Regions from separate parts of the Homo sapiens genome. Here all the other regions are linked to region 1. Evidence: chromatin loops called from intact Hi-C (ENCODE). Cell type or tissue: heart right ventricle. All regions are shown on one strand. Links, peaks and the distances in the headings refer to the core of each region. The heading gives the core; the rest is flanking DNA.

The links. Hi-C counts contacts between places; a loop is a spot of excess contacts. Peaks named below come from ENCODE experiments on the same cell type or tissue, not always from the same donor. Only the 100,000 strongest peaks of a DNase experiment are listed, where the experiment ranks them.
Region 2: it touches region 1 in a loop (7-fold over the local background); 66 of 110 quality-filtered maps call a loop at or near these places.
Region 3: it touches region 1 in a loop (2.0-fold over the local background); 13 of 110 quality-filtered maps call a loop at or near these places.

What each region holds. Positions count from the first base shown.
Region 1 is chr16:89,331,316-89,337,242 of GRCh38, reverse strand. The region is part of intron 2 of ANKRD11 (ankyrin repeat domain containing 11); the gene reads left to right. All of the region lies in intron 1 of LOC128462377, which reads left to right. Among named protein-coding and RNA genes, the nearest start is that of ZNF778, 120 kb to the right of the region's middle. RefSeq lists silencers at 181-384, 1,432-1,561. In heart right ventricle, for the core only: CTCF peaks have their summits at 2,111 and 3,410 (motif pointing left); a DNase peak (open chromatin) is centred at 3,411; H3K4me3 peaks cover 638 bases; H3K27ac peaks cover 4,592 bases.
Region 2 is chr16:89,554,898-89,560,824 of GRCh38, reverse strand. SPG7 (SPG7 matrix AAA peptidase subunit, paraplegin) reads right to left here. Exons shown (of 17, transcript NM_003119.4): 17 at 3,059-3,938. The coding sequence ends at 3,732. It overlaps RPL13 (ribosomal protein L13), which reads right to left and starts at 143. Exons shown (of 6, transcript NM_000977.4): 1 at 113-143. RefSeq lists an enhancer at 51-160 and a silencer at 1,482-1,701. In heart right ventricle, for the core only: CTCF peaks have their summits at 2,984 and 3,195 (motif pointing right); a DNase peak (open chromatin) is centred at 3,194; H3K4me3 peaks cover 1,208 bases; H3K27ac peaks cover 756 bases.
Region 3 is chr16:89,392,628-89,398,554 of GRCh38, reverse strand. The region is part of intron 2 of ANKRD11 (ankyrin repeat domain containing 11); the gene reads left to right. All of the region lies in intron 1 of LOC128462377, which reads left to right. Among named protein-coding and RNA genes, the nearest start is that of ANKRD11, 95 kb to the left of the region's middle. RefSeq lists an enhancer at 2,683-3,621. In heart right ventricle, for the core only: no CTCF peak of the experiment used is centred there; DNase peaks (open chromatin) are centred at 3,254 and 4,399; H3K4me3 peaks cover 1,070 bases; H3K27ac peaks cover 1,814 bases.

The sequences.
Region 1 (5,927 bases), core at 375-5,374:
CTCCATTAATCTGTGCGTTTGGCGTTTTAATTTGCAGTTTTTTGTTTTTTGTTTTTTGAGACAGGGTCTCACTCTGTTGCCCAGGGTGGAGTAGAGTGGTGTGATCTCAACTCACTGCAGCCTGTGCCTGCCAGGTTCAAGCAATCCTCCCATCTCAGCCTCCCAAATAGCTGGGACTGCAGGTGTGCACCACCACACCTGGCTAATTTTTTTTTTTTTTTTTTTTTTTTTTTTTGGTAGAGCCAGGGTTTCACCATGTTGCCCAGGCTAGTCTCCACCTCCTGAGCTCAAGCAATCCACCTGTCTCGGCCTCCTAAAGTGCTAGGATTACAGGCATGAGCCACCGCACCCAGCCTCCCAGAGTGCTGGGATTACAGGCGTGAGCCACCGCGCCCGGCCTGCAGTTGTTTTCTAATGGAAAGACATTCCTTTATATTTAAAATGTTACACTTGTATTGAAACCCTTTTATCATCTCTCATGTAGTCAGAACATTAGAAGCAGATAGGTAGAGAGTGGGGACTCCTTGTAGGGCGTGCTTTTAGGACAGGCCGGGTCTCCTAGTGCCTGTGCTCCCTGTCGTGGCCCACCCGGGGGGTGTGGTGCCCACAGGTGGCTTTCCGTCCTTACAAAGCGTCACTTTAACCTTGTGTCTCATTGAAGTGCTGGGTTCCCACCAGTGCAGAAGGAACAGTGGTTGTGCTCTTAATTGTAGAGGACATTGTGAGAAATCTGGGCAATGTCCTGCTACAGGAGTCCTCCTGGACTCCGTCTGGCCCCTCCTTCAGTGTTCACCTGGTCCCTAGCACCACAGAAGCCCACAGCAAACAGACTCCTTCCTTCCTGGGTCTTTGAATCCAGTGTGCTGTCTGTGGACGCACACCCGCCTCTAGGTCTGACGACAATCTTGGAGGTGCGGGCAGTTGCGTGCCCTGGCGTGTGTGCATTTGGTGGCTGCTCCCCGGCACCTGCTCCCAGCCAGGCACCAGGTCCAGCTCTGTTGATGTGGCTCTTGCCTGAACCCCTCAAGTCTTGAGTAGCCCACAAGGACAGTGGCTCTGAGCTCCAGAGGTATCCTGGACAAGTGGCCAGAGGCCTGGGTTCTGTGGATTACATGGCAGAAAACCGTGTGGCTGAAAACGATCAGCAAATTAACAGTTAAAGCTTTTTCAAACCAACTGGCAGGAATAGTATCTAAGGTTTCCTGTGATGTTGGCCATCACTTCTTTATTTAGAAACTCTAATAAAAGACCCATCTGAGAGAGTCACAGGGCATCTTGAAGCATGTTGCACGGTCATGTTTGCGGCGGATGCCTCAGCACAGGCAGGGGTCTGGCCAGTCAGCTGCTGGCGTGTGGGGATCCTGCCCTGCGTTTCTCCTAGCCCTTTAGAAGCACCAGCTGTAGGGGAAACTCACAGGTACTCTCTGGGTCAAACCGTAAAACAAGCTTGTGAGAACCCACACTGGGGCCTCTCACTGTCACACACTGGGGCCTGTCACGGTCAGTGATGCCTTGGTCCTTGCTGTTTGCAGGCCCCTGGGCGCTCATGTGCTGTGTCCTGAGGGCTCAGCTGAGGTGCAGAGACACAGACTTGTCATCTTACCTCAGCTTGTGTGTGTGACGGGGCTTTGCAAACCAAAGGTTCCCTGCCAAAGCGACGTCACTCGCTGTTCTGCTACAGGGTCCTGAGGCAGCACGCACAGGCTTTCATGGGAGTGGTATAGCGTTCATAGGGAGAGGAGGGAGAGCACCTGCCCTAACCCACTGCGTACTGCGTGCTAGGTGGGAACCCACTCATCCTGAAGCTCAGGACGGCAGAGACCCCTGAATGCAGAGGCCTCAAGCTGCTCCCATGCTTCTGGGACCTGTGGGACTCACGGATGCCTCGGTGTGGATTTGTTCCTGTGCTGGAAGGAACTGGAGCCCTCTGTGCAGCCCTGTTGCAGCCCCTGCTTGGGGGTGCACTGGCCTCTTCTGGGAACAGGGGTGGTGTGAGGCTGTCACCCGCGTCTCCCAGCCTGCATGGAACGCCAGGACAATGGGGAAGGCACGCACTGAGCTCACTTCCTGTGCTTTCCACAGTGCCCCCACAGGCCGGACATGGGGCATCAGGGTGTGTCCTGATTAGTTATTTGGGGAGGTGGTCAGCAATCAGTGTTAGTCGTTTTTTATTGTTCTTTGCGGTATAACATCCGTGGAGGAAATGGCACACATCTTAGGTGCACATACGATAGAGCTCATGTCACATGTACCTGTGGGATCTCCTCCTGGACCTCCCCTCCACTCTGCTGCTTGACTGTCTGCCTGGCCCCCAGCACCATGGGGCCCTCATGCATGCAGAAGGCCACAGCAGACACACTCGTGTCTGGCTCTTCGAATCCAGTGTGCTGTCTATGGACACGTGCGCCCCGTGTGTTGTGGGCCACCTGGACTCATTTGCTCTTCTGCTGGTGGACACGTGGGTGGGCTTTTTGCAGTTTGAGGGTGTTTTGCACAAGTGAGTGTGGTATGACGTGGTTGGCGGCCTGTGCTGCTCATCCCTGGGGTGTGCCTGGGATGTTGCTCCTGGGCCCTCGTGGATGTGGCCCCTCATGGAGCGTGGCTGAGACTGCGCTGGGCTCTGCTTGCTCTGGGTCAGGGTCTGGCCTACCCACCTGGCTGCTTCTCATGGCCCCATAGCATGCCGCATGCCCACTGCCCACATGGGTGGGGTGTTTTCTCGTCACTTTGCCAGCCTGGAGTTGGACGTGGTGGGACACTCCCCCTTTGTGAGAGGAAGCAGAGCAGTGGAGGAAGAGAGGACTCCTCAGAGAATGGCAGGCTTGGAGGGGTAAGAAGAGCTGGACCCACTCAGAACCTGAGAGGAGGTTGTTTCTGTTCAGTCTTGGGGTACCCTCACATGTCACCAACTTCAGAAACTTGGCCGTATTGGCAGTACACTCACTGGGGGTTGACTCCCAGTCAGCAGGGATTGTGAAGGCCATTGATGAGGGCTAGGCCAGGCATCAGACATTGTCCTGAGCCCGCAGCTTGGGAACAGTGTTTTTTCTTTCTTTCTCTCTCTCTCTGTTTTTTTTTTTTTTTTTTTTTTTTTTTTTAAAACACAGGGTTTCATCATGTTACCCAGGCTGGTCTTGAACTGGGCTTAAGTGATCCACCCACCTCAGCCTTCCAAAGTGCTTGTTTTACAGGCTTGAGCCACTGCACCTGGCCTTATTTCTGTATTTTATAGATTGAGAAACTTAGATATATCTGACCACAGATTGAGGGCTCTTAACCAGTTAGGCCAGCATTTGAATTGTCCTGACTGCTTCCAGTGGTGAGAAAGTAGTTTATCTCTCTGTTCACAACACACGCCCACATACTGGGAACATACTCACAGAATAATACCGTCCCTTTCTGTGATGGTGTGCAGTGCCCCCTAATGTTTCCTGTTCTGTATTATTTCACTTTCACAAAATGGCTTTATTCATAATTGCCAAAACTTGGAAGCAGCCAAGATGTCCTGCAGAGGGTGAATGGATCAGTCAACCAAGGTCCATCCAGACGACAGACTATTACAAGGCCCTAAAAACAGACGAGCTGCCAGGCCTGAGTGAAAGCAGCCCGTCTCCAAGGACTACACACTGTAGGGTTCCGACTCTGACATCCAGGAAAGGGCAAAACTGTGCAGACAGCACAAAGATCAGTGACGCCAGGGGCTGGGGAGAGGGAGGGACGGAGGGTTGTGCAGCAGGAACACGGGGGACCTGGGGCAGTGAAACTACTCTGTATGATACCACAACGGTGGGTCCACATCAGGATACGTTCGTCCAACCATAGACTGCACAGCACCCGGTGGACCCTGAGGTCGTGCGGCCTGTGGGTGATGATGCTGTGTCCAGGGGGGTCTCAGCTGTAACAAACGGCCACTCTCGTGGGGATGCTGAGCCCGGGGGTGCAGGGGAACCCTCTGTACTTCATGCTCAATTTTGCTGTGAACCTAAAGCTGCTTTAAAAAATAAAATATGTTTTATTTTCAGTGTCTGTTTAACATGCTAAAATGATTCTGGAATTGACCTTAGGCATGACCCAAAAGTTGTGATGCATCTTTGACTGGAGTTCCCAGAGCATTGTTGAGCTTGGCCACTGAGTCTGTGACCTCACACCAGGGGGCAGGCGTTTTTCTGCATGCCCCACAGGGGCCCTTCTTCCCTGGGGGTTCCCTGTCACTCTGGGGGACCACGTGTGAAATTCCCCGGGTGCACAGGATGGGAAAATGGCTGAGAAGCGTGGAGCAGCCCCGCTGTTCTGTTGCAGCTCGTTTCTTGAGTTTGTAACTACGTTCTCAACTGTGGACCCTTGCGTTAAAAAACAAAGCAGCCCTAAGGAGTAATAAAACATTTGAGCATAAAGGAAAGAAATGGACGTTTCTAAGGGAATTGCTTGCTTTCTCAGTTGTACCAGGATAACCTCCTTGGAGGTGTGGAGGTGTGAAACTAGGGAGGTCAGGGCAGCGGGGCACTTTCCTCAGAGAGGGCAGTGCAGACCAGGCCCTGCCGGAGGAGAGCCCTGCCTGGTCTCAGCGCCTCTCTCGTTGTGTTTGTCGTTTGCTTTTTTCTAAAGCCATTACAGTGATGATAACTTGGATTTAGATAGTGCTTTTTCATTTAATCCCCACAAAATCCTTTAGGAGAATGGGTTCTTGTCCTCATTTTATAGAGGAAGTTGGTGAGAATCAGTGAGCAGACGAGGCTGTTTTCTTGCATTTGTCTTGGCCTGCAGGTGTCATTTCTCCCCAGAGCTGCGGGTACAGGTGCTGCCGTTGTGGAGGGACGTGTGGAGCTGTAAGGCATCTCTGTCCTCGGGGACTTGGGGGGCTCAGTGTTTCTTTCTGAAAAGGTACAGCCCACCAGAGGTGCTTGGGCCATCCCAGGACTTCACGGAGCTGAAGAGCGTTCACCAGGTGTTTCTCATGAGTTGGGTTTTTAGTTTTTTGTCTGTTTCAGTGTTTATAGTCTGCTTGTAAAATGATCCTTTATTGTGAGGATTCTTTAATACGTAAGGAAGTCATTTCTGTGACACATTCTGCAGCTTCTGGAATTGTGTCTTTTAAGATTATTATCTTTTTTTTTTAATATGGAGATGGAATCTTGCCATGTTGCCCAGTCTGGTCTCAAACTCCTGGGATCGAATGATCCCTTCCACCTCAGCCTCCCAAAGTTCTGGGATTAGAGGCATCAGCCACTGCATGCTACTGAGTTTTTAAATTTTTTTTGAATGTTTTGTGTGCCCTTCTTAAGAGAGAGTGTGGTGAACACAGTGGTGATGACGGTTCCCAGCATGTGGGGCCCACGTGCAGGAGCCACCCCAGCCCGTTAACCCGGAACCAAACCCGAGTCCACACCATTGCATCCGCCGAAAACATTCAAAACCATCACCGTATCTTAGACTAAATGAAAATAAAAATAGCACACAGGCTAGGTGTGGTGGTTCATGCCTGTAGCCCCAATATTTTGGGAGGCTGAGGCAGGAGGATCCCTTGAACCCAGGAGTTCGAGGCTGTAGGGAGCTGTGATTATTTAATTACACTGCAGCCTGGGCGACAGAGGAGACCCTGTACCTAAATACATATCTATAAATCTCTATCTCCTGAATCGCTGGGTGCCTTGAACTTTCTCAGTGTCACCACACACCCAGCGGTATCAAAAGGCTCTTTCCTAAATGTGCCATTTTCTTCAGCAGTTCTTTGTTTGAACTGGTTTCCAAACAGGGTCTACACACTAAGATTCTTTGATGTCTTTTAAGTCTTTAATCTGTAAATTCTCCCTTTGTTCTTTTCTCTGGGATTTTTGCCTGTTTGTCAGAGATCGGGGTCTTCTGTCCCATAGAGTTGTTCTGTCCATGAGATATATGATGTGAACTGTGCATCTAATTTTAAATTTTCT
Region 2 (5,927 bases), core at 281-5,280, 220 kb before region 1:
CGGCCGAACGCTGTCTGCGAAGAAGAAGGGGCCCATCCACTCCCGCGTTGGCTGAAGCGCCAGGCCGATGGCGCTGGATGATGCCCAAAGGCCAGGACCCAGTCTCCCTCACCTCCTGCGCAGGAAAACAGCCGAGCGGAAAGGAAGCGGCCCCGCAATGCACTCTGGGATGATAGCAGGGCCGGCCAACCAGAAGCGCCGGGCGCTCTGACCAATCAGAGCCCCGAAAGGAGGAACTGACGTCGCCGCGGCTCTCCCGGCAGCCCTAGGGCCGCCGTCGCAGACATGTTGCCGCTGAGAATGCGGCGGGGCGGCCGTGATTCCTGGGCCCTGAGTAACCGACGGCCGGACTTGCTTGACGTCCGCCGTTACTGCCCCGGCGCTTCAGCCGCTGCGCGGGCCGCGGCCGAGTCCTGTCTTGCGGGCTAACGCGCGCGAGTCCGGTATCTGGGCCGACGGCGAACGGGCGACGCCCGAGGAATTCTGTTTGTTCACATTTGTGAGACACGTTTGCAGCGCAAAGGCAGAAAAACTTCAGTGACATCCGAGTTTGCGCAACCTAAGGCCTTCGTCCTTGTCGTTCCAGCGTTTATTCTCCTCCCATCCATTTAGAACATTTGTGGTTTTTTTTTTTGTTTTTTTTTTTTGGAGACGGAGTCTCGCTCCGTCGCCCAGGCTGGAGTGCAATGGCGCGATCTCGGCTCACTGCAGCCTCCGCGTCCCAGGTTCAAGCAATTCTGCCTCAGCCTCCCGAGTAGCTGGGATTACAGGCGCCCGCCGCCACACCCTGCTAATTTTTGGTATTTTAGTAGACGGAGTTACTGTTGGCCTCTGTCGCTTTCCCTTGGCCCAGGATTAGGTGACTTCTCTAAGGTCAGGGGTACCCGACTGAAAATGTCACACTCTGACCTGCTGTGCCTACTGCCTTCCTTCACAAAGAAAAGCATCAACAAAAAGCCATCTCTTCTCTAGTATAAGTCTGTGAAGGCACCATCCATCTTACTGCTACCTGGAAACCTTTAAATCCCAATAACCCTCTTTCTTCCCTACCCTCACCCAATCACCACGCTTCCTCCTGGTAAAACTTATTATTATTTTTTTTTTTTGAGACGGAGTCTCCCTCTGTTGCCCAGGCTGGAGTTCAGTGGTGCGATCTCTGTTCACTGCAAGTTCTGCCTCCCGGGTTCACGCCATTCTCCTGCCTCTGCCTCCCAAGTAGCTGGGACTACAGGCGCCCACCATCACGCCCAGCTGATTTTTTGTATTTTTAGTACAGACGGGGTTTCACTGTGTTAGCCAGGATGGTCTCGATCTCCTGACCTCGCGATCCGCCCGCCTGGGCCTCCCAAAGTGCTGGGATTACAGGCGTGAGCCACCGTGCCTGGCCAACGTAATCCACATTTTAAGAATTTCACAGTTCCAGCACTTTGGGAGGCTGAGGTGGGCGGATCAGCCGAGGTCAAGAGTTTGAGATCACCCTGGCTAAGATGGTGAAACCCTGTCTCTACTAAAAATACAAAAAAGCTGGGCGTGGTGGCGCATGCCTGTAATCCTAGCTACTTAGGAGGCTGAGTCACCAGAATTGCTTGAACTGGGGAGGCAGAGGTTGCAGTGAGCCAAGATCACATTACTGCACTCTAGCCTGGGCAACAGAGCAAGACTCAGTCTCAAAAAGAAAAAAAAGTATTTCACAGGCCAGGCACGGTGGCTCATGCCTGTAAATCCCAGCACTTTGGGAGGCCGAGGCGGGTGGATCACCTGAGGTCAGGAGTTGGAGACCGGCCTAGCCAACATGGCAAAATCCCGCCTCTACTAAAAATACAAAAATTAGCCATGTGTGGTTGTGTACACCTGTAATCCTAGCTACTCCAGAGAGTAGGACAGGGGAATCACTTGAACCCAGGAGGCAGAGGTTACAGTGAGTCGAGACTGCACCACTGCACTCCAGCCTGGGTGACAGAGTTAAGCCTCCGTCTCAAAAATGAAAAATTTAAGAGCTGGGCGTGCTGGCTCACACCTGTAATCCCAGCATTTTGGGAGCCCAAGGCAGGCAGATCACGAGGTCAGGAGATCGAGACCATCCTGGCTAACATGGTGAAACCCCGACTCTACTAAAAATACAAAAAATTAGCCGGGCGTGGTGGCAGGCGCCTGTGGTCCCACCTACTTGGGAGGCTGAGGCAGGAGAATGGCGTGAACCCGGGAGGCGGAGGTTGCACTGACCCAAGATCGTGCCACTGCACTCCAGCCTGGACTACAGAGCAAGATTCCATCTCCAAAAACAAATAATAATTAAAAAATAATAAATTAATTTCACAAAAGGCTTGGCACAGTGGCTCACACCTGTAATCCCAACACATTGGGAGGCCAAGGCAGGAGGATCACTTGAACTCAGAAATTCGAGTCTAGCCCTGTCTCTACAAAAAGTACAAAAATTAGTCGGGCATAATGGTGCGTGCCTGCGGTCCCAGCTACTTGGGAGGCTGAGTCAGGAGGATTGCTTGAGCCCAGAAGATCGAGGCTGCAGTGAGCCGAGATGGCGCCACTGCACTCTAGCCTGGGCGACAGAGCAAGACTCTGCCAAAAACCAACACAACAGCAAAAAAAAAACAATTACCGAGGACACTACCCTTGGCTACACCAGCTAAAACCCTCCCATCGATGTGCTGGTCTTTGGATTTGGAGAACTGGGGCAAAGGTCAAGGCATCTCTCAGAGATGCCACCCTCGGGTGTGTGACTGCACCTGTGGCTGCCTCCTTACTGCTCCGCCAGCGTTTCAGTGTTGCAGCAACAAGAGGACAATCCACTCACGTCACTGCACCACAGGGAGGGCAGAAGCAAGGGGGCCGGAGTGGGAGCCGCATGCCCCGGAACTCAGGGCCAGGGTGTCCTGGGTCGTCTTCTATCCCTACGGGGTCCAGGCCCCAGATTCCTACAGAAGGAGTTTTTCACTTAGTCCCTGCATTACTCAAATTATAAACTGAAACCACAAGACCCTGTGATCCAGGGCAAGCCCACCAGCTCCTCTGCATTAGAGCTGGCCAGACAATGCAAATGTAGATTTTCCAACTACACAGTTTATTAGTAAAGTATCTCAACAATTCTCAGAGCAGTAAAAACCAAGGCATCCCCAACACTGCATGCGTGACTAGACCAGCAAGAAGTCCTCAACTTGCACCAGTCCACATGGCAGCAGGGGGCAGTGGTGAGTCCTCCGGAGCCCAGTGCCTGGGCCTGACTGGCCCCATTGATGAGTGAGCTGGATGACAGGGCCGCTGGAGATAGGACAATCGGCTCACAGGGTCCTTTCATGTCCGATCCCCTTAGCATTCCGAGGGAGCCACAGGAACTGGGGCGGTCGTGCAAGCGTCGGCATGAACAGGGGTCTGTTTGGAGTCTGAATGCTCTGCTGCCTCTGGGTGGCCTCAGCCACACTGGGAACGACTGTCTATAACCCTGGGAACTCGAAGTGTTCCATGCTCACTCGGGAAGCACTGATAACCTTCCCCATAGGGGAAACGACTCACAAACACAGGACTCCGTCAGTAGTTTCTGCAGAGAAACTTAAAATCATGAAAAGGGTCATCAATCAACAGATCTCAGAAGTCACTGTGCAGGGACTACTGAGGGCCGCGAGAGGAAGTGCAAACCTCAGCTGAAAAGCAACTCAGGGTGGCTGAGTGAGCCCTCACTTCCCGGACCACCCGCACGTGCAGCCAACACCTCCCAACTACTTGGGCCAAGTCGGCTCTTCGCCTCCAAGTGGAGGCTGCTGGGTCTCTTCGGTCTCCTCCTCGCCCAAGTCCTGTTTCTCCCTCTGGGCGTCGATCCACCTCTGCGGTGCGATCATTTTCTTCGGCCCATGGGGCGGCGGGCCAATGAGAGCCTCAATGTCCTCATAGTTTATCACTTCCTTTTCCAGAAGGGCGTTTGCCAGCTAGAAAGAACAGGCATAGCAGTGTGTGAGTCCCCAGGGCAGACAGAGCATCTCTATGTCCTGGGGAGGTGGCAAGAGGCGTGAGGGCCTGTCTGTGTGCAGGACACCCAGGACAGGCCACTTTCCCAGGGAAGCGGAGGCACGGAGGCAGCTCCGAAAGAAGAATCACCCCCATCTCAACCTCATAAATGATTTTCCGGCGGCCAGCCTCATTAATTTTTCTACTTCTATTCAAAATCTTGGCTTATTTTTGGCAACTGCAATTTCTTTCACCAAACAAGACGTGTGTGTCTACAGGGAAGGAGATGGGTAAAATGCTGAACCCTCCTGATTGAGGAGAGCAGCACTGGGAGAAGGAATCTGAGGCGAAGTTGTGTGAGCTGGGACCTCTCAAGTTGGGGAAGTGAATTTCTGCCATTCTAGGTGGGATCCTGGAAAACACTTGAGACACCGACTGTCCTGTGCCGGTGGACCTGCCCCTGGGGTGGCCTGGCCAGACCACAGAAAACACTGCCACAGCCACATTTCACTGGTTTCTGTGAAGGCAGAACTCTTCCAGATTTTTTGTTGTTGTTGTTGTTAATTACCTGCTCCTTTCCTCACTCTTCCAGATTTTCTAAAGAAAATGGTAACCCCTGAAGCTAGGGTGATTTACCTGTGGCTGTATTGCAAGAGACAAACACTTCCTCTCTAGGGCTGGTGTGGGATTTTACTAAGTTCTGCAACCCACTGAGTGTGTGAGTAGCTGACAGTTCATACACGGGGCAGACACACCACTCCTCAGCCAGTGAGAAGCCTTGCCTGCAGCTTTGCTCCCGTTGTGGCTCCCACTGTGATGTGCCCGAGCTCTGCAGAGCTGCTTTGTCAACCGTGATGAGCATGGGTCCACAGGCAGGCCTGCTTCAGCCGGGGACGGCACCGCCCACACCTGCCCAGAGGCGGCTGCTGCTGGCTGGGGACGACAGTCTAAGGGCCCCAAACACGATCCCCACGTGACACACAGTGCTCGCTTGAAAGACACAAGGGGAGGCTGAAGAAACAACTACCTATCCACTGCCTACCCATCTGTTCACAACATGGGACAAAGAGCCGTGCACCTCTCCTGAGTTCTAAGCAGCAGTTACCAAACCCAGGGACAAAAACGTTCACTCCAGCTCTGCCCACTGTGAGAAACACATCAGACAATCGCAACTGAGGAACGTCCTACAAAACATGAGACCAATCCTCAAAACTGCCAGAGCCCTCAAAACAAGGGAGGTCTGAGGAACTGTCACCCCAGAGGAGCCTAAGAAGATGGGCGATCAAACGCCATGTGGACTCCCAAGACCGGAAAGGACACTGGGGAGACTCAGCACATCTGAATCACGTGTGGACCCAACACCGCGGGTCGGCGGGGGCTCCTCAGGTGGGAGGACTGCCCCATGGGGGCCTCCACGGGAGCGAGGCAGGGTGGCAGGGAGCTCTCTGCACCGCGCCTGCAACTTTTCTACATCTAACACTATAATCAGCGTGGGGCTGTGGCTCACGCCTGTAATCCCAACACTTGGGGAGGCCGAGGCAGGCGGATCACCTGAGGTCAGGAGTTCAAGACCAGCCTGGCCAATGTGGTAAAACCCCACCTCTACTAAAAATACAAAAATTAGCTGGGCATGGTGACGCGTGCCTGTAATCCCAGACACTTGGGAGGCTGAGACAGGAGAATGCTTGAACTGGGGAGGTGGAGGTGGCAGTAAGCTGAGATTGCACCACTGCACTCCAGCCTCGTGACAGAGAGAGACTCCATCTCAAAAAAAAAAAAAAAAGAAAAGCCGAGTGTGTTGGTGCATGCCTGCAGTCGCAGCTACTCGGGAGGCTGAGGCAGGAGAATCACTGGAACCCGGGAGGCAGAGGTTGCAGTGAGCCAAGATGTCGCCATCGCACTCCAGCCTGGGTGACAGAGCAAGACTTTGTCTCAAAAAAAAAAAGAAAAAAAAATTCCTACTCTAAAAT
Region 3 (5,927 bases), core at 281-5,280, 61 kb before region 1:
TTAAGAGATGGGGTCTCCCTGTGTTGCCCAGGCTGGTCTCACACTCCTGGGCTCAAGCAGTCCTCATGTCAGCCTTCCAGAGTGCTGAGGTTACAGGTAATCTTCAGCTGTTTCACAGTGTCCCTCTTGTCAGCCTCCCAGAGTGCTGAGATCACAGGTAATCTTCATCTGTTTCACAGCGTCCCTCATGTCAGCCTCCTAGAGTGCTGAGGTCACAGGTAGTCTTCAGCTGTTTCACAGTGTCCCTCATGTCAGCCTCCCAGAGTGCTGAGGTCACAGGTAATCTTCACCTGTTTCACAGTGTCCCTCATGTCAGCCTCCCAGAGTGCTGAGGTCACAGGTAATCTTCAGCTGTTTCACAGTGTCCCTCATGTCAGCCTCCCAGAGTGCTGAGGTCACAGGTAGTCTTCAGCTGTTTCACAGTGTCCCTCTTGTCAGCCTCCCAGAGCGCTGAGGTTACAGGTAATCTTCAGCTGTTTCACAGCGTCACCAGATTCTCCAAACACAATTTAATTTTATTCACATAGACAGTGCTACATTGTCACTGGTGACAGGCGCTTTGTGGTTGTTTTTGGTGGGTGAATATTGCACCGATTCAACAACAGGAGATCAGTGTCTGAGGGTCCTGTGTTGCCACCCGAGGCACCTGCTTTGACCAGGGATGGAGAGTCCCATGCCCAGGACGAAGGTTTGTGTGCTGGTGGTGAGCTAGCTGGGAGACGTGGCACGGGCCGCTTGTCCCTGGCCACCGCCTGCTGCCAAGGGCTCCACTCCAGTCCCTTGCCTGTCAATCAGAAGATGCTCAGAGGAGAGGCTTCTGCATCATCTTCATCTTGACATTCCAAGAGCAGTACCGGGTCAGCATCCACAAAAGCACACTGTAAAACTGGGAACTGTGTCTTACCCTTCCTGAGTGAAAAGGGAAAGTTTATGCCTCAGCCTGAGGCAGGTGGGCCCCTTGCCATGCACACCTTTGTCCTGCAGCCAGGGATCCACTTGGCTGGGCTCAACCCTTCCCCGTCAGGGACGACTGCACAGAAAGGAGCGCGGATAGCAGCAAGGCCCGCCACGGGGAAGGCCTGCTTCCTGTGGGTCCCCCTGTGTGGCTGGCAGGGAGTGGTACGGCGCTGGGAGTCCAGAATCACTGAGGACACGGAAAGCTTCAGCTTCTTTGAGAAAACTCAGATTTTGTAAATGCGCATCCAGTTGACAGCACTTACGGTGGAATCCGTGGAGTTGGACTTGTGAGAGGCCTTGCCCTGAGGGGGTTCTTGGCTGGTGTCTGTCCTGGAGGTGGATGCCTTGATGGCTGTGTCTCCCGTGCTCCCCTCACCCAGGTCCTCATCCTCAGGACTGTGAGACGCCGTTGGACGTGGAGGAGCCTGAGGAGCTCTGGCTCTGTGGGTATGTCTGCTGGCATTTGCCAGTTGAAACCTGAAGGATTGGAAAATGTCTGTATACCAATTCCAATTAACAACAGGAATAATAAGCCCATTGCATATAAGCAGCACATTCTTTAAAAAAAAAAAAATCCTGTATTTTCCAGTATAAAAAATTAGTGATCTGGTCAAGTCCCCTGGCTCATGCCTATAATCCCACCAGTGCTCTGGGAAACCGAGGCAGCTGGATCACCTGAGGTCAGGAGTTTGAGACCAGCCTGACCAACATGGTGAAACCCCGTCTTTACTAAAAATATAAAAATTAGCCGGGTGTGGTGGTGGACACCTGTAGTCCCAGCTACTCGGGAGGCTGAGGCAGGAGAACGGCGTGAACCTGGGAGGCGGAGGTTGCAGTGAGCCAAGATGGCGCCATTGCACTCCAGCCTGGGCGACAGAGTAAAACTCCGTCCCAAAAACAACAGCAACAACAACAAATAGCAATTAGAGGAGCATTTCCTTAAAATTGTACAAACCCCATTAATGTGTGGCTTCATAGAAGACAGCAGGGTTCTCCTCGCTGTTCCTGCATCAGTCTGTGGTAAATATGTTGTTCTAGTTGAAGTATACAAAAAAAAAATCTAGTGGGAAAATGGAAGCATATTTTTAATAAATAGCTTTTTGATATAATTATGGAGATTTTCATTGATACGACACCAAAACCCAGCAGGTGTTTGTGCTGTGAGCGTTTCCAGCAGCAGGGGAGTCTCAGGGCTTCCCTTTGGTCTCTCTTGCGGCGAGTGCGGCTCCGTCGCGTGTGTGTGGGAGTGTGCCTGTGTGTCCACATCTGGAGGTGACCCAGGTCAGCACACAGTGTGCACCCAAGGGCCGATTGGGTGCCCGGGACTCGTGTGCATCTCCCGACGTGGATCCACTTGATTTTACTACATCAGAAAGCAGCACCTGTCTCTTCCAGGGAGACTTTTAGTTCTTCAGAAGCTGTCTGCTCTTGGAGTTTTCCAAAATTCTTATCTTTGAAAGCTTGAATTTTCACATTGACAACAAGTTGTTGAGGTGTTCTGGCTGAACTTGCAGCTGTCTTTCCTTCATTTTTTAGAAATGATCTGCCAGTACTCATGTCCGAACAACCAGAGTTTGCATGTCGGTCGGTCATTCTTTGACTGAAGATTGGTGCTTCCTGTCCAGAGGCCGCTGTGTCTGGTGTGCGGCAGCAGTGCTTTGTGCATACTTGTTTTGTCATGAAGGATATGCACAAGATGAATGCTGCGTGCTCGGGACGTAGTGCGTTGAAACAGTCTTGCCGCACCACCCCAGCAGTCCTCCAGTGAACTGGCTCATCAGTGCGGTGTCACCCAGCTGAGAAGGCATTGTTATTAAGCAGGTAGTTTTACACCTGGGAAGCAAGTGTACCAAGCTATTCAGTCTGTGTGCTGGGTGAGAAAATGTTGTTGAATGAATCAGGTCAGTCTGTGTGCTTATTGACAACTTTTCAAACATTTCACACCCTTAGAAGAGTCTGTATCACTTACCTCCCCTGATACCTATGCTTGCAAATGTGTGTGCAGTTTCAGAGGGTTCCAATGTGATGGCCCATTGGTCCCCTCCTGGGATTCTCATGGACAAGTAAGATTCGGTTCCCCGTTCGGGTGGGTCTGTGCGTCTGTTCCTGGGCGCATGCTCACAGAAGCAGCACGTGTCCCAGCCGTGGGCTGGCATCCCAGCGCTGTCTCCTCTCTTTGATCTTTGCATGCCAGTAGCAAGCGGACCATGTCCCCGCAGTGCAGGACTGGGCTCTTATGTAACAGCTTGCCGTCAGGGTTCCTTCCACACCGACGCTGCTCCCAGGATTACGGAGCTGGAAAGAGTCCAGCCCATTCCTCTGGCAGTACGCAGCCCTTCCCTGGGGCTCAGCCAGTTTACTTGGCTTGCATAATTCTTTCTGTTAAGACGCTGCCTTAAAATTGACCAAGCCTCTAACTTTTTAGACCAGGAGTCTCTTGGATCGTTTGAGTGGTGGTGTTGCCTGTTCTTGGCCCTCTTTCATCTTGTCCTGTGCTTCAGCCTGGTCACTTGGTTTAATAATTTGTCTTTGTTTTTCCAAATCCTGCAGAACTTTTAAGATGATCTGGATTGCAGTGACTTAAAATCATACCGTGATGTATTTGCTGGTTTGGAGATCTTTTTAACAGGGGGTTCTCTCATCAGCTCTAAGTAGCCTTGGAAAAACTGTCGCCTCTGAATTGGCTGCAAACAAAGCTTTAGGCTTTCCAACAGTGCTACAGCCAACCTGCCTTAATTGGAAATGAGGAGTCTGGACGTTTGAAAAATAACTCAATAACCTCATGTGTGTAACTCTCGGGGCCATATATTATGGAGATGGCTGTGTGTAATTTTACAGCATCCTTGATGGAGCCTTTGTCATAAAACACGACTCCTGTATATGAAAGCAGTCTTCGCAGGTTTTATTGAGACGAGGAGTGGAAAATACACTCGTTTTTCCACAAAAGGTTGTTTGTTTTTTTTTTTTTGGAGACAGAGTTTTGCTTTTGTCGCCCAGGCTGGAGTGCAGTGGTGCGATACTGGCTCACTGCAACCTCCGCCTCCTGGGTTCAAGCGATTCTCCTGCCTCAGCCTCCCGAGTAGCTGGGATTACAGGTGCCTGCCACCACGCACAGCTAATTTTTGTATTTTAATAGAGACAGGGTTTCACCATGTTGGCCAGTCTGGTCTTGAACTCCCGACCTCAGGTGATCTGCCCGCCTTGGCCTCCCAAAGTGCTGGGATTACGGGCGGGAGCCACTGTGCCTGGCCCACGAGCTGTTTTTCTGATGAGAAGTTTCCTGATGAGTGAGAGCAGTGTGGCAGGTGTGGAGGAGAGGCGGACGGCTGCTTTCCAGGGACATGGGAGACCACTGTGGAACTGCAGTCCCAGAACGTGCCCATGTCGTGGAGGGAAGCAGGTCAGAGGCTCCTGCCACCTGCCCGTTGACCTCAGGAGGACATTGTGCTTGCAGCAGCTGAGTGGCCTGGGAAGCCTGCCTGGAACCTGGGACTGTGATGGGTGGAGTCTCCAGGAGGGCTAGGGAGGCGGGGAGGAGCACCCTGTGAGCTGCAGGCACCGCTGTGTTGCAGTCAGCAAACACTGGGGTCTGGGAACCCACTTTCATGTTTGGCACCTAGTGGTTTGAGCTTCACTTATTCGTAGCCCTCACAAGTAAACTAGTCTCTATTACAAGCACTTTCTTCGTGACTTTTTGGCTTTTGTTTTTTGACACATTTTCCTCATGCAGATCAGCATGATTATTCCCACTGTCTGACATGTCTCCTCCTATTCATTAAATACTTAGAGCCTGTTTCATGCGAGATGCCATGCAGAGCTCTGCCAGATTCCAGAATGAAGGGCAATAGGCCCAGCTGGGATAGTTCCTGCATGTTTCCATCGGCCCGGCTGCTTCCCCTTCTAACCCTTACAAATCCTCTGAGGTGGACGTGATTACTCCACCTAAGAGGAAACTAGGCCGGGCGCAGTGGCTTCCTCCTGTAATCCCACCACTTTGGGAGGCTGAGGCGGGCAAATCACTCTGAGGTCGGGAGTTCGAGACCAGCCTGGGCAACATGGTGAAACCCCGTCTCTATTTATTAAAAATACAAAAAAAAAAAAAAAAAAGCAGCTGGATATGGTGGCACACGCCTGTAATCCCAGCTACATGGGGGACTGAGGTGGGAGAATTGCTTGAACTCAGGAGGCAGAGGTTGCAGTGAGCCAATATTGCGCCACTGTACTCCACCTGCCTGAGTGGTCTCGCACTACAGAGCAAGCCTCCGTCTCAAAAAAAAAAAAAATAAAAATAAAAAAAGTAAAAAAAAGAGGAAACTAAAGTTTAATGTGTACAGTGGACTCTCTTGGTCCCAGGGTGGGAGCCATGTCACCTGTGGGAACAGGTGAATGAGGCTGGCGTCGTGCTCTCAAGGTATTTATGATGTAGCAAGAAGGTGCCAGGTCCTGAGGGAGACTTCCAGAGGCTCCTGTGAGAGAAGGTATGCAGGTGAAGAAGAGGGAGGGAGACCGTGTTTCCTGGGGACTGGGCTTGCCGGAGGCTCCACTGAGGGTTAGCATTTGCATAGGCCTTGAATAAGAAGTAGAATGTGAAGAAATAGGCTGGAGTTTAGAAAAGGAATTTTTGGGGAAACAGAAAGGGCCTTGGTGACTGTAGATCACTCACTCATTTCAGATGCAGGCAGGTCCCAAGGTGGTGATTAGACACAAGTTCACTCTCAAAGGTGCTTTCTTATGTAGTTGATGGAGTCGGTTAAATGTATTCCCAGTTTTCTTTTTTCCTAACCTAGTGTTTAGAGAAAAGCAGCCTTGGGGGACTTCCTATCCACGAGTTTGCTTAAGTGCAGGTTCTGGGTGTGCCGGACATCCTAGATACCGTTGTCTGTGAACTCAACCATGTTGATTGGGTCTGCTCTTGTAGGCTGACATCCGAAGTGCATTACAGATGCTGAGTTGATCGTTAACTTCTGTAG